2 separate regions of the Mus musculus genome follow, and region 1 is linked to region 2. A link is a loop called in an ENCODE intact Hi-C map of the cell type or tissue named here. Cell type or tissue: heart. All regions are shown on one strand. Links, peaks and the distances in the headings refer to the core of each region. The heading gives the core; the rest is flanking DNA.

The links. Hi-C counts contacts between places; a loop is a spot of excess contacts. Peaks named below come from ENCODE experiments on the same cell type or tissue, not always from the same donor. Only the 100,000 strongest peaks of a DNase experiment are listed, where the experiment ranks them.
Region 1: it touches region 2 in a loop (2.1-fold over the local background); 9 of 42 quality-filtered maps call a loop at or near these places.

Annotation. Positions count from the first base shown.
Region 1 is chr11:23,005,760-23,010,759 of GRCm38, reverse strand. It overlaps Fam161a (family with sequence similarity 161, member A), which reads right to left and starts at 2,413. Exons shown (of 5, transcript NM_001363283.1): 1 at 2,134-2,413. In heart, for the core only: a CTCF peak has its summit at 2,373; DNase peaks (open chromatin) are centred at 2,359 and 2,979; H3K4me3 peaks cover 2,007 bases; H3K27ac peaks cover 1,831 bases.
Region 2 is chr11:23,146,470-23,154,753 of GRCm38, reverse strand. 1700061J23Rik (RIKEN cDNA 1700061J23 gene) reads right to left here and starts at 2,614. Exons shown (of 3, transcript NR_131065.1): 1 at 2,517-2,614. In heart, for the core only: a CTCF peak has its summit at 4,800 (motif pointing left); no DNase peak of the experiment used is centred there.

The DNA of each region.
Region 1 (5,000 bases), core at 1-5,000, 140 kb after region 2:
GGGCACTCTTGGGCAGGCTGTCTGAAACTCAGAGACAAGGAGCGCTGACATGTTAGCTTGAGTATTCTCCAAGCAGACAGTGGAGATTTCTTTAGGTGGGTGGGGTTGGCAGGAGGGCAGATGTAGTTCCCCAGCTTGTGCAGGGGATAAGCAGGGGTTCCAGGCTAACATCCAATCTTAGCTGAATTCCCTAGCCACTGTCCACTTTATTTTTTGAGGTAGGGCTTTCAGCAAATTCCAGGAATCTGCCTGTTTCTTCTCTCTCCAGCACTGGGATTATAGACAAAAGCCAACACACTGGGTTTGTATTTGGGTGTTGGAAACCCAAACTCAGTTTATAACAAAAATCTTCAGTTAGCAGGGCACTCTGGAACATAAGTACAACTATACAAAGGACAGACCTTTCTGCCGTAGTAAGCCAAAGTATAAATCAATTTCCAAGTGAATTGTTCAAGCTGGCAGTTGTTACAATTACTACTAATTTATGTAAATTACTCTAGAAATGACACCCATTCTCTCCTTTGGTTCTTAATAACAACTGAATAAGGTGGAAAACGGAGACAATTATAGTCCTTTTATAGACAAAGAAACAGAAATCACGGCCTAAGATCACCCAGCACATAGAAGAAAACGGCTTCTGACCCGGGTCCAAGCTCTTGCCTTCCCTGGCATTTCACCTTCTGTAACCTATGACAGGCTGTGTTGAATGATTATCAGGTATAAACCAGTCCTAGGGTTCTGAACCTCATAGCTGGTTAGGCTCTGCTTCACTCTACATAACCTTGAAACATTTGCTACAGGCCAGGCCTGGGGCCCCATACGCTTAATCCCATTACTTGGAAGGTGGAGGCAGGAGGATCAGGAGTTTAAGGTCATCCTTAGCCACAAATAGCAAATTTGAGGCAATCCTGGACCAAAGGAGTCACTGTCTAAAATAAAACAAAAAAGCCGAGGATGTAGCTGTTGGTACACCACTTGCCTAGCAAGCACAAACCCTTCGGCCCACCCCAGCACTGCTAAGGAACAGGGTGTCGAGGGAGCGAGTGCCCGTCCTGGTGCTTTATCCCAGCAGAGTGCTGGTTTAAGTCCAAGGTTCCCGGCTTTTAAAGTGAATAAAAGCTGGGCGTTTTTATTACACACCTTTAAACTCAGGAAGCAGAGGTAGGCAGAGCTCTGTGTGTTTGAGGCCAGCCTGGACTACACAGAGTGAGTTCCAGAACAGCCAGGCTATGTCTCAGAAAACAAACAAAAATTTAAAAGGATGCTAAGATGTTTTAACTGTTAAGAGCACTTGCTGCTCTTGCAGGGGACCTGGGCTTGATTCCCAGCATCCATATGGTAGCTCACAACTCTCAGTAACTCCCAAGGCACACATTCATACACATAAATCTAAAAACAAACACACAAAATGAATAGAACAGATGAAGGAGAGGGGGTGGTTACATTCAAAATATACTGTATGAAATTTTTAAAGAATAAAAGCATTGCTGGAGAGATGGCTTAGTGGTTATAAGTACTGGTTGCTTTTCCAGAGGTAGAGATTATGTGTGTGTGTGTATAATCTCCTCCTCCATATATATCCTTCTGCTAGAAACATATAACACATCCAGGACATAATACTGAAAATGTTTTGTGAAAAGATCTCACTGCACCCATATCATCCCTTTAGGGAACTGGGATTTCGGCGGTTTGTTTATCTGGATGCTTCTCTACATCTGGAGCATCTGTCCACTGAACTTCAAACACGGTTTGCTAATGGACTGCTAAAATCCACTCCTAACAAAAACTGATAAAACACACTTGTCAGTACAACTTATCATCTGAAAGTTGATCTTTTATGAAAACTATGGGCACATCAGTTGTCTTCGGGGGGGGGGGGGGCAAAAATAAATGTAAAAATCAGAACTAAAAAATTATTTATTCCCAAGATATACTGGAGAATAAATAGGAAGTAGAGTTCTGTTCTTTGCATACTCTAGAAATAGCTATAAAAAAACCACTCTCCAATAAAGTTTTGCAGCAACCTTTAGTTGGGGCAGAGAGCAGGGAGGGTCTACAGAGGACACCGCATTTCCACCCGTCCTGCCCGAGACGATCGGACAGCCCTCAGACCCCTCCGGGCTCTCACATTACCGACGCCCGCATCTGCCACACTTTCTTCTGTTCCTCCTCCTCCATGGCCGCCGCCAACCCCGCTGCTACCAAGGACTCTAAGGAGTCTTCGCTTTCGTACTGGGCGACCCTTGCTCCGGTGATGGGATTTGCAGACAGGAGAAGGCTGGCTGCCGCCAGTCTGGCCTCCTGGTGCGGCGAAGCCATCGCCCCGCCTCCAAGCCCAAGCGCCCGCGCCCGCCCAGGGCGGCGTGCAGGCGCTGCCACCTAGCTCACAGATCCTGGCTTGGGGCGAGCGGTTACTAGGGGCTCGGTTACTAGGGACGCTACAGGAGGTGGCGACGGACCATAACGCACGCAACGTCCTTTTTCACTGTCACAAATGCGAACCCCGAGTCCAGCTAGTGTCTAATGATGGTTTCTGATACAAGCCTGCGGTTTCTAGAAGCATAACTGTCTGAAGCTACACAAACGACTACCACAGCAAGCTAAAGTAAAACGCAATCTTCAAGCTAATTGCTCAATGGGAGTCTCACCAGCGCCGGAACAATTACTGATTCACTTGAATGACACCCAGGTCTCCGGCAAGGGACTGAGCTTTTCTCTGGTTTCTAGCTTTATTTCTGTCTAACTACCTAAACGAGAACTTCTCGCGGTATACGGACTTAAAGCAGAAAGCGCGTTTTAACTAGCTGGATCAACATATTAGGGCACAGAGGGACAGGAAGGACCGGGTGTTGGGTGACCATCCCAAGAAAAGAACAGGCTTTGCAGCGCGCTATTCAACATGGCGGAGAACCCAGTTCATCTCTAATTGACAAGAACCAGCGGGTTGACCAATCAGAAGGAGAATACTTATTTGTCCCACCCTCTTTTTTCTCGACTGACCAGTAAGACACTAGACATAGGAAGTGTCTGTCACTCAGACCAGTGAGTGAGATGTGGTAGCTTGTCTAGCGGTTCTGCAGCTAGCTTAGCGGCAGATTAGAGGGGGCGAGAGCCTACAAGGACCACACCCTCCCAGCTCAGCCCTGCCAACCTCCTGATCGGCCTCAGGTTTTTGGCCACTTTGGATGCTTTTTCAGTGAACTCTCAGCCACCTGCAGCATAACACTTTACTTAGAACCCCAGCTAGCGCCCCTGTCCCCACCCTAAGGTTCCAGTACTTTCCACGTTATGCGGCACACCTTCCACAGAACCTGTTTCTGACGCAGTTGTTACCACCCCTTCCTTGTTCCCCTCTGCGAAGCACCTATCACCTTACCTTCCCTGCCTCCTGTTTCAAAACGGTTGAGCTTGCCTTTTCCAACGGAACTGATGATGGATACTGGTTGGTTCTGAAAAGCTAGATGTGGGGAGGGATCCATAGCCATCTGAATGAGAGAATAGTGACTTTCTGCCAGCCACATGCAACTAGTTCTGTGATGGGACTTGGTGTAAACAAGACCTATTGACAGACTGAAGCCCTGTAAGTGGGATGGTTTTAGGAACATGAAATAGTAAATAATGGATATGAAGGACATCAGTGTGTACATAGAATAGGAAAGTTTCGGCTGACAGTATTCTAAATTTGCAGATATCTATTAACACAGCTTTTAAAAAAAAGGTAGATCTGAAAGAAAATGGCACCATTAAAGTGCTTTTGCAGGCCAGCCAGTGGTGGCGTATGCCTTTAATCTTAGCACTTGGGAGGCAGAGGCCGAGGCCAGCGGATTTCTGACTTGGAGGTCTACAGAGTGAGTTCCAAGACAGCCAGGGCTGTCTTGAAAAACAACAAAAAAATTGTAATATACAAGATAGTGAAATGAATAATTATGAATTCTGACAAAAATGAATGCCCATGGAATCACAGGACAGATACACAGAGAAAACGAACAAACGTATATACCAGTTGATACTTGAGTATATACTTGAGTGTGATGAGAAGCAAGCACCAAAGATGTTAGAATTGCTTGTTAGTAGTACTGGGAGAGGTTCTTGCAAACACGGATACTATTCTACTGAAAGCTTTAGCTTCTTGTTAGCCTGTAAAGAACACAGAGGATACATACTCTCAAGCTCTTTCTCCATCAGTTTCTTAACTATCAAGTTTTTAGCATTTGCATTGGCTGATTTCAAGGTTTGATCCCTAGTTACTGAAAAAATAATAATCTGAACAAGAAAATTGGCATTTGTGAAAAAGGAAAATGAAGGCAAGTTCTGCCATCCAAGAACTTGGAATCTCTTTAGGTAATCTGAATGCTGATGCCTCAATTAAATCCAAAATAAAATCCCTGTGATGGTGCTAGGAGGCAGGGCCTTCAGGAAGTTAACTAAGGGGCTCCACCCTCTACAAAGGGTCCATGGCTTTAGTTCTTTGATGATGCAGATTTCCCAGAAGGATCTTGTAGATTTTATCAACTTGAAAGAGATTGAGACCCTGGCATCCTTTATTAAAACTTTATGTTCCAAAGCAAACAATTTGACAAGTTTTAGTGAACGTGAGAAATATTAATCTCCCCTTTGTCATTTCCTCAGAAGAGTACTGCATGTAGTTCAATGAAGCTAAAATACAAAACGCATACCCACAACTAAAAATAGTCTAATGAGAAGACAATGTCTGGTATTGCAGAGCCATCTGCAACCATGGCCAGCAGAGCAACATTGGAGGAGGTAAGAAAGCAGTTCATTTCAACAGGACTCAGAAGTCAGTGTTGGTTCACACTTTAGGAATCGGACACTAGGTAGATTTTTTTTTTCTTTCTTTTTTTTTAGGCATATTTAAGTACAGCACAATTCAGCAAACTTTTCCTGGAGATAATTAACTCAAGCCCATGTGCATAATAAAGTTTAAGGTGTGATTAAATCAAAACTCTGTAAACATAATACTTTCCAAGATGGGTTCTATA
Region 2 (8,284 bases), core at 2,030-7,029:
TTGCAATTGACCTTGATTGTACCTTTTATTTTTCAGTTGAATTTATAATTTTGTAGTCTTAAACATATGCAAGGCTTTTGAGTAGTGAATACTGGTAAAAGAAATTTTATATTTGATGCTGACAGACCTACATCAGCTTTTGTTTTCCCCTTGGAGTCAGATTCAAAGTTGACCAGGCTAACCTTGTGTTTGGGATCTTCCTTTCTTAATTTCCTTGGTATGTGGGATTATACATCATCAGGCCAAGAGTCTTAGTCAATGTTCTATTGCTATGAAGAGATATGACAATCAAGGCACCTTATTTATTTATTTATTTATTTATTTTTAAAAAGCATGTAATAGTGAGCTTGCTTACAGTGTCAGAGGCTGAGTCTATGACCATCATGGTGGGGTACAGGAAGATAGGCAGGTGTGGTGCTAGATCAGTAGCTGAGAGCTTACATCCTGATCCACAAGCAAGGTGAGGGCAATGTGGTGGAAGGGGGAGAGAGTGAGAGAGAGATGGAGGTGGCAGGGAGAGACTGGGCTTGGGCATGAGCTTTTGAAACCTCAAAGTCAGCCAGGCGTGGTGGCACACGCCTTTAATCCCAGCACTCGGGAGGCAGAGGCAGGCGAATTTCTGAGTTCGAGGCCAGCCTGGTCTACAAAGTGAGTTCCAGGATAGCCAGGGCTACACAGAGAAACCCTGTCTTGAAAAACCAAAAAAAAAAAAAAAGAAAAGAAACCTTAAAGTCCATCCCTAGTGATACACCTCCTCAAAAGGCCACACCTTCTAATCCTTAACAAACATTTCTAGCAACAGCAGGTCAAGTATCCAAATATATGAGCCTCTGAGGCCACTTTCATTCAAACGACCACACCAGACTAAATATAACTTTTGTATTTGTCAAAAGTTTTTTGTTTTGTTTTGTTTTTTCGAGACAAGGCAGCCCTGGCTGTCCTGGAACTCACTCTGTAGACCAGGCCGGCCTCAAACTCAGAAATCCTCCTGCCTCTGCCTCCCAAGTGCTGGGGTTAAAGGCGTATGCCACTGGCTATCAAAAGTATTTTTGAGCTGAACTTGAAATGCACTTGCACTTAGTCTTCAAGGGCAAAGCTAACCTCAGTGGTGACTAAAACCCAGTGAGTCTTTTAATGGCTCATCACTGATAAGACTTGGATGGTTTAGTCTTGGACATAAGAAATGTCCCTAAAAGTAGGGAGAATACATGCAATCATCAAAGGTAGTCCAAGAATGCAAAGCCCATGGTTTCAATAGGTCAGAGAAAGTGGGACAGTGAAGATAAACTCCCCGAGAAAGGACAGGCTCAGCTGTGTTGGCTGCTGGCCAGCTGAAAAGCTCAAAGAAGGTGTTCTTACAGCCACAGCGCCATCTTTAAAGACCCCAAACAAGGTGAAATGAAAACTTTATTCTTGCTGGACAGTGGTGCGCTCTCCTTTAATCCCAGCATTTGGACGGCAGAGGCAGGAAGATTTCTGAGTTTGAAGTTAGCCTGGTCTACAGAGTGAGTTCCAGGACAGCCAGGGCTACACAGAAAAAACCCTGTCTCAAAAAACCAAGAAAGAAAAAGAAAACTTTATTCTTATTTCCTTTTTCTGAGGAGCCACACAAACGGCAGAAACAAAAGATAGGAACCATTTCCTGAGCCGTGTCCTCATACCCTGACAAAGCTCCCGAGAGCCACATGGCCAAGGAAGTTCTAACACAGATCTCTCCTGACAATCCAGAATTAGAAAGCAATAGATAAGAAAACCTTGTATAAAATACAAGTGACCAGAAGCAACTTAGGTAAGGAAAGGGTTTCTTTGGCTGATGGGCAACAGAGATTCATCGCTGAGGGAAATCAAGGTAGGAGTTCAAAGAGGAGACTGAAGCAGAAACCAGAAAAATGCTGCTTACTGGCTGGCTTTCAGGCTCTTCATCAGCTATTCTTCTTATATGACCCAGGCCACTGGCCCAGCAATGACAATGTCATGGCCTCCTACATTAATTAACAACAAAGAAAATGCCCCCAGACTTGTCCACAGGCCAGTCTCATGGAGGCAGTTCCTCTACTGAGGTTCCCTCTTCCCAGCGGGTCAGGTTGGCAGCTGAAACTCATCATGACGCCTCACCTTCTTAATGGGGAGGGAAGCACACAGAGATCTGGGAATGCTAATAGTTGTGAGAATTCCTACCATGTTAGACTTTTTGGTTTTGTTATGAGTGGAGTCTCACTCTGTAGATGCAGGACTCTCACTGCAGTCTTTGCTGTGGCCAAACTTGTAGTAATCCTCCTGCCTCAAGCTTCCAAATATTGGGATTACAGGTATGAGCCGCCATGTCCTGTCCCATCTCTTCTGGGTTTTGTGCGGTTTCCCAGGAGCCCATCTGAAAATGTGGAGTAAATAAGGTATTGTGGATGGCTGTTCTCCCAGCATAGCAGCATTGCTGTCTTAGAGAAGCTGAGATTAGCCCCGAGATCCCACATCAGATCTGTTCCCACACAGGAGGGGTGCGGTCATCAGATGTTTACCTGAGAGTCCAGTCATCTCCTCTCTGTCTCTTTCACAGATGTCTGTGGATCTGCCCTAGCAGCATGTGACTTAGGAAGCTGATAGAGTACAAGAGAGTGGAAAGTTAGCTGAGGGGGACCCCATCCAGGCAGCTGTGGGGATGTTGCAGTCCATGCCAGGGTGTGGTTTCAGTGATGTAACTGAAGGCTGGAGACACTCCCACTACAGTGAGGTAAACAAATGGGCTCAGTAAGCTAGAATTGAATGGAATCATCCCTTTGGTCTGCTGGTGCTGCCCTGTCTGAGGTGAGCCGATGATTCTCCACCACTCTCAGGAAAAGTTCAGGGAACAAGGGGTGTCTCAGCCCTTCGGGATCCCATCTTTGTTGCCAGAGACTTCAAGGTGGAAAATTCCATTTCTGCCCTTTCTAGTGTCCTTGCTGGGTCTAAGATTAAATGGAGATGACACAGATTAACAGGAGAAAAGTATAATACAAATTTTATGTGACATGGAAGCCCAAAACAAACAAACAGCAACCCCTCAAAAGCCCTGAAGACTGAAAGAAACACTTATTGTAGGTCACATAATTACTGAATGGACCAAAGACAAATGAGCTGTAAAATTGTGGTTAGGTGCTGGGGCTGGGTAGGTGGAAGGCCAGGGCAGCTTACCAAGGCTTGTGTGTGTTCAGAACTCTCTCCTTCAGGGTGGGGGTGCTGTTGTTCTCTAGGGTGGGGAGGGAATCTTTCACACAGGATTGTCATCATCTGCTTTTAACAAACAACACTGAAGGTCAAGTGATTTTTAAAATTGGTATTTAACTTTTAATAGATTACTACTACTACTACTACTACTACTACTACAACTATTGGCTGCCACAGCACTACTTTTGTGAAGGTCAGAGGATAACATTTGGAAGTTGGTTGTCTCCCTGGTCACAGATCTCCAGCCTTTACTTACTGAGCCATCATCTCTCTCTTTCTTAAATTTTGGGGGTTAAAAAAGTTTACATATATATATATATATATATATATATATATATATATAATCTATTTATTTTGAGACACAGTCTCTTTGTAGCCCTGCTGTCCTGTTTTCCATATAGCATAGATCCACCTGCATATGGCTCCAGAGTACTGGGATTAAGGGTGTGTACCACCCAGCAACATATATATTTTGAAATTTTATTTAAGGTTATGCATATGTGGGGGAGGGCTGAATGTATATGTGTGTAAAGATATAGTTTTTTTTTAAATTATGTTCTCATACACATATTAATATATGTATGGAAAGAGAGAAGAAGGAGACAGTGTATGGAGAGAGTGTATGTGTGTAAAACTTGGGCTGGAGAGATGGCTCAGCAGTTAGAGCACTGGCTAGTGGGGTGGTTCCTGGAAGCACTATTTCCCTTTGGCCTCTGTGGGCACTGCACGCATATGGTGCACAAACATACATACTCAGTGCTCCCTCATACACACATAAAGTGAAAAATAAAGGAAGGAATTGCAAAGTGATGGCTTGCTGTGCAGACACCTGCCACTAAGCCAGAGTACCCGAGTTTGGTCTCTGGACCCAACATGGTGGAAGGAGAGAACTGACTCCTGCAAGCTACCTGTGACCCATCCACATGCACCCTCCATCACACAAGTACATCAAAGACATAATAGTAAATGTAAATAGTAAAAATTTGTTGGGGGGGATTAGCTTCAGCAACGACGTCATTTGGCTCACAGTGATAAAGACTGAAAAAAACAACAGGAAGTATCAAGAAAAGCACCAATCTGAAGGAAGCCTAATGTGGAGAAACTCCGTTGTGAAAAATGCTAAATATAAGGCCTGGAGACGTGTCTCTGTGCGCAGAGCTCTCGATGCTGCACAGGACCCCCTCGGAGTCACTCAGATGCTTTTACGCTTGTGTTTGATACCTCTGAAGATGTTATTGCCTGAACAATGAGGTTGGTGGTACCTGTCCTTAATCCCAGCACTCAGCAGGCAGAGGCTGCCAGATCTCTGAGTTTGAGGCTAGCCTGGTCTATTGAGAGAATGCCAGGGCAGCCACAGTGAGATCCTGTCTTTAAAAGAGGACTGATGATGATGATAATCTGGGATGGAAAAGGGGCACATCACCCTTTGGTTATATGAGGAAAGAGGACACACAGGTGACTTCCCCAAAGCGTTCTGTAATTGAGACTCTTGGAAACCTTGTCTTCACAGTGGTGAGTCCCCAGTTTGGAGACCACTGGGATAGAGAAAGAAAAGGGCTTATCTGTGTAAAGAAAATATTGCCACCTAGTGGTGACTCAAGTCATGAACACAAGGACCTAATGGTTCCCTTGACCTTTGAAAGGACATCTGTGGGAAAGACATTTGTTGGTTCAGCTCCTTTTTTTTTTTTTTCCAGAGAATAAGTTTTTCTTTAAATTTAGATTTATCTATTTGTTTTATATGAGTACTCTGTCACTGTCCTCAAGGGCATCGGATTCCATGACAGATGGTTGTAAGCCACCATGTGGTTGCTGGGAATTGAACTTGGGACCTCTGGAAGAGCAGCCAGTGCTCTTAACCTTTGAGCTATCTCTCCAGCCCAAGAAATTATTATTATTATTATTATTATTATTATTATTTTGGTTTTTCGAGACAGGGCTCCCTATGTAAACCAGGCTGGCCTTGAACTCAGAAATCGGCCTGTCTCTGCCTCCGAAGTGCTGGGATTAAAGGTGTGCACCACCACTGCCCAGCGGTTCAGCTCCTTGTATCAAAATACCCATCGTTGAAATGATATGTAACCCATTGTACCATCTACATCACGTTACTTAATATTCTGAAAAAGTCCCCTAGGTGATGAAGTTACTTCCACGCACAAGACCACGGAGGATTAGAGAAGGTTAATTAGTCCACAATTATATTTTTATTTATTTACTCAAAATCCAATTATCCAGCATTATTACACAAGTAGCATTATCTTAGGCTTCAGGAAGGGGCTTGGGGGATGGGTAAATTCAAAACACCTGTCCTTAAATTAATCATAATCTACAGTGCTGAATTACAAAGGTGGAATTGGGCTTTTTTGGTTTTTGTTTTTTATCAAAATCACTAAGACATGCCCACATTCTTCCCATACACCGTGGGACAGTAAACACAAGTGTAAGGATGTCTGGGTGACCTGAGCTTGCGGTGTGGAGGAGGTTGGCTCACTGGATGACAGTGTCAGCTGAAGGAAGGGCTTGCCCTCCGGTCCTCTCTGAACCTCCTGCTTATAACCTGCTGTGGCTTGGGAAGCAGATAATGAACTTTGTTAAAAGGTTGAAACTTTGATAAATATCATGAAAGTGAATAGCCCCAACCCCAGCAGCTCCCTGTGGAGTTGGGCACTGGTACTAGCACCACCCAAGACTCACATCTGTGTTGTTCTGTGCTGAGCTGTGGTTGCTGAGTTAGTCGGTGTGTTCTGTGTGGGCAGCACAATAGACCATTGAGCTGTAGTGAGAAGTCGATCTAGAAATGTTCTTTCTTATCTCAGCAGGCCCGCTTCCCGCCTTGTGTTTAGGATCTCCCTCCTCGGGCAGAAATGAAGGGGGTATTGTGTGTTTGATTTTTGCTTTTCCTGATCCTTGAACCTTCCTTTCAGTACATCTAAATGACACTATGGGCATGGGTGGCACTTGGAAGGAAGAGGCAGGTGGATCTCATTGAGTTGAGGTCAGCTTGGCCTATATAGGCCAGCCATGGATACTCTGGAAGACCCTGCCTCAAAACCAAACCAAAAACAAACCAAAACAACCCCCCTGTATATTTACTGTGTCTCTCTCCCTGCTGGAATGTGCGCTTCACGTGGACAGATGTTTACTTATCGGTTGGTTGAATCGGACCTGCCATGAGCTGAGAGCTCAGTCAATATTTGTGAATGAGCCGAGAGAAAACCGTCTCCCCGCCTCAGATGGCCACTCTCTATAAGCACAGCCATTCTGGCTCAGTTTTCCTAAACAGAGGCCAACTGCTTCACTTGACAGCTCAGCGCATAAAGCAGGGTTGCTACTGCCTTGGTTCAAGAAATGGATATCAAGACACCTGCCCAGGGCCTCCCCTTCTCTGGGACTTGAAATGAGATATTATTAATGAGGTGCACAAGGCTGGAACTTCTAATTGATGAGGCTAAGCCAAACATGCCCATAAGGGCCAAAGATGGAGACAATCCAGAAGAGAAACTACAGCAGCATCGTGAAGCCCCCATGGATGTTGGTCTTGTAATGGAGCCTGGCACTGAAAACTCACAGCTAGCCTTACAGAAGATGCTGTGAACCAGCTTAGAACAAAACAAAACACAAAACCCAGGATCTCTATACATAGCTTTGACCATCCTGGAACTCACTATATAGACCAGAAATCCAGAGACCTGACTGCCTTTGCCTCCCAAGTGCTGGGATTAAAGGTGTGCACCACCACACCAACATATCTTTATTTTTAAAAGAGATACAGAAAAATCTTTACAAATGAGCTAACATAATGTCTGGAATTTACTCCAGGTTGATCCCAGCGGAGATTGAAATGAGGCTGACCATGGTAAAGATTGTTTGGTGTGCGCATAGAAGAAACTCATTGTACGGGTGCTTATTTTCCTGTGCTAAAAGTTTTCAGTAATAGGTCAGAATGAAAACATTAATAGAAAATGGAGAAAAAAAAACAGTAGTTCTCCTGGTCTTCAATATATCAGACCCAAAGCTAATACCCAAACTTCAGGAGGTGTGTTTACAAGACCATGAATCAGACATTCAGTGTCTGAATCCCGACAGCTGGAAGCTTGGGAGAGGAGTCACCCTCACAGACCTCGGGGACTTACAGTATGTGAAGAGCCAGGCTTTATCCTACTCTTTCCAGGAGACCCAGACTTAGAAATGGGCTAAAACCAACGGGCTTCATCTATCGTTGAAAGCTCCTGTGCAACCTGATTTCCGAAGAATTTTGGAATCAGAGTGTTTGGCTCCAGTTCCAGCAGTGCCAAAACAATGACCAGCAGAATTCCTGAGAGCGATTAGACTTGTATTGAATGGAGGTAAAGAATGCAGTTATCCAGGATAGAGCAGATGCTGTGCAGTGGAGCTCTGCAGGGATGGAAGAGGGAGCTGTGCATCCAGGTTTGATGTGGTAGGCAGCAACCACATAAGGCTACTGACTTGAAACATGTCACCGTGATTAAGGACTGGAATGCCCATAGTCGCAGTGTTCAGAGGTGGAGGCAGACGGTCCTGAGTCCATCACCATGCACATAGCAAACAGAAGGCGAAGGAGCTGCGTGAGCCTCTGTTTCCAACCGGCAAAAGCAGCTGTGTTTCATGTTTCATTTCATTTTAGTTATTTTTAAATTTTTGTTGTTGCTGCTTGATTTGTTTTAAGATAGAGTCCTCTGTAGTCCTAGCTGACCTGGAACTCATCATGTGCACCAGGCTGGCCTCAAACTCATAGAGCTCCTCCTGCATCTGCCTGAGTAGTAGGACTAAAGACATCTGGCCCAGGAGTGTTTTTGAAACTGTTTGTTTTGTTTGTTTGTTTTTTTGTTTGTTTTAAAGATTTATTTATACTACTTTATGTGCATGTTTTTGGTTTTTTTTTTATTTTTTTTGGTCTGCATTTCTGTATGTATACTATATGCTTGTCTGATACCTATATAGGTCAGATCTGGAACTGGAGTTATGGATGGATGTGAGCTGACAGGTGGGTTCTGGGAAAGGAACCCAGGTCCTCTGAAAGAACAAGTGTTCTTAACCACTGAGCCATCTCTCCATTCTTTTA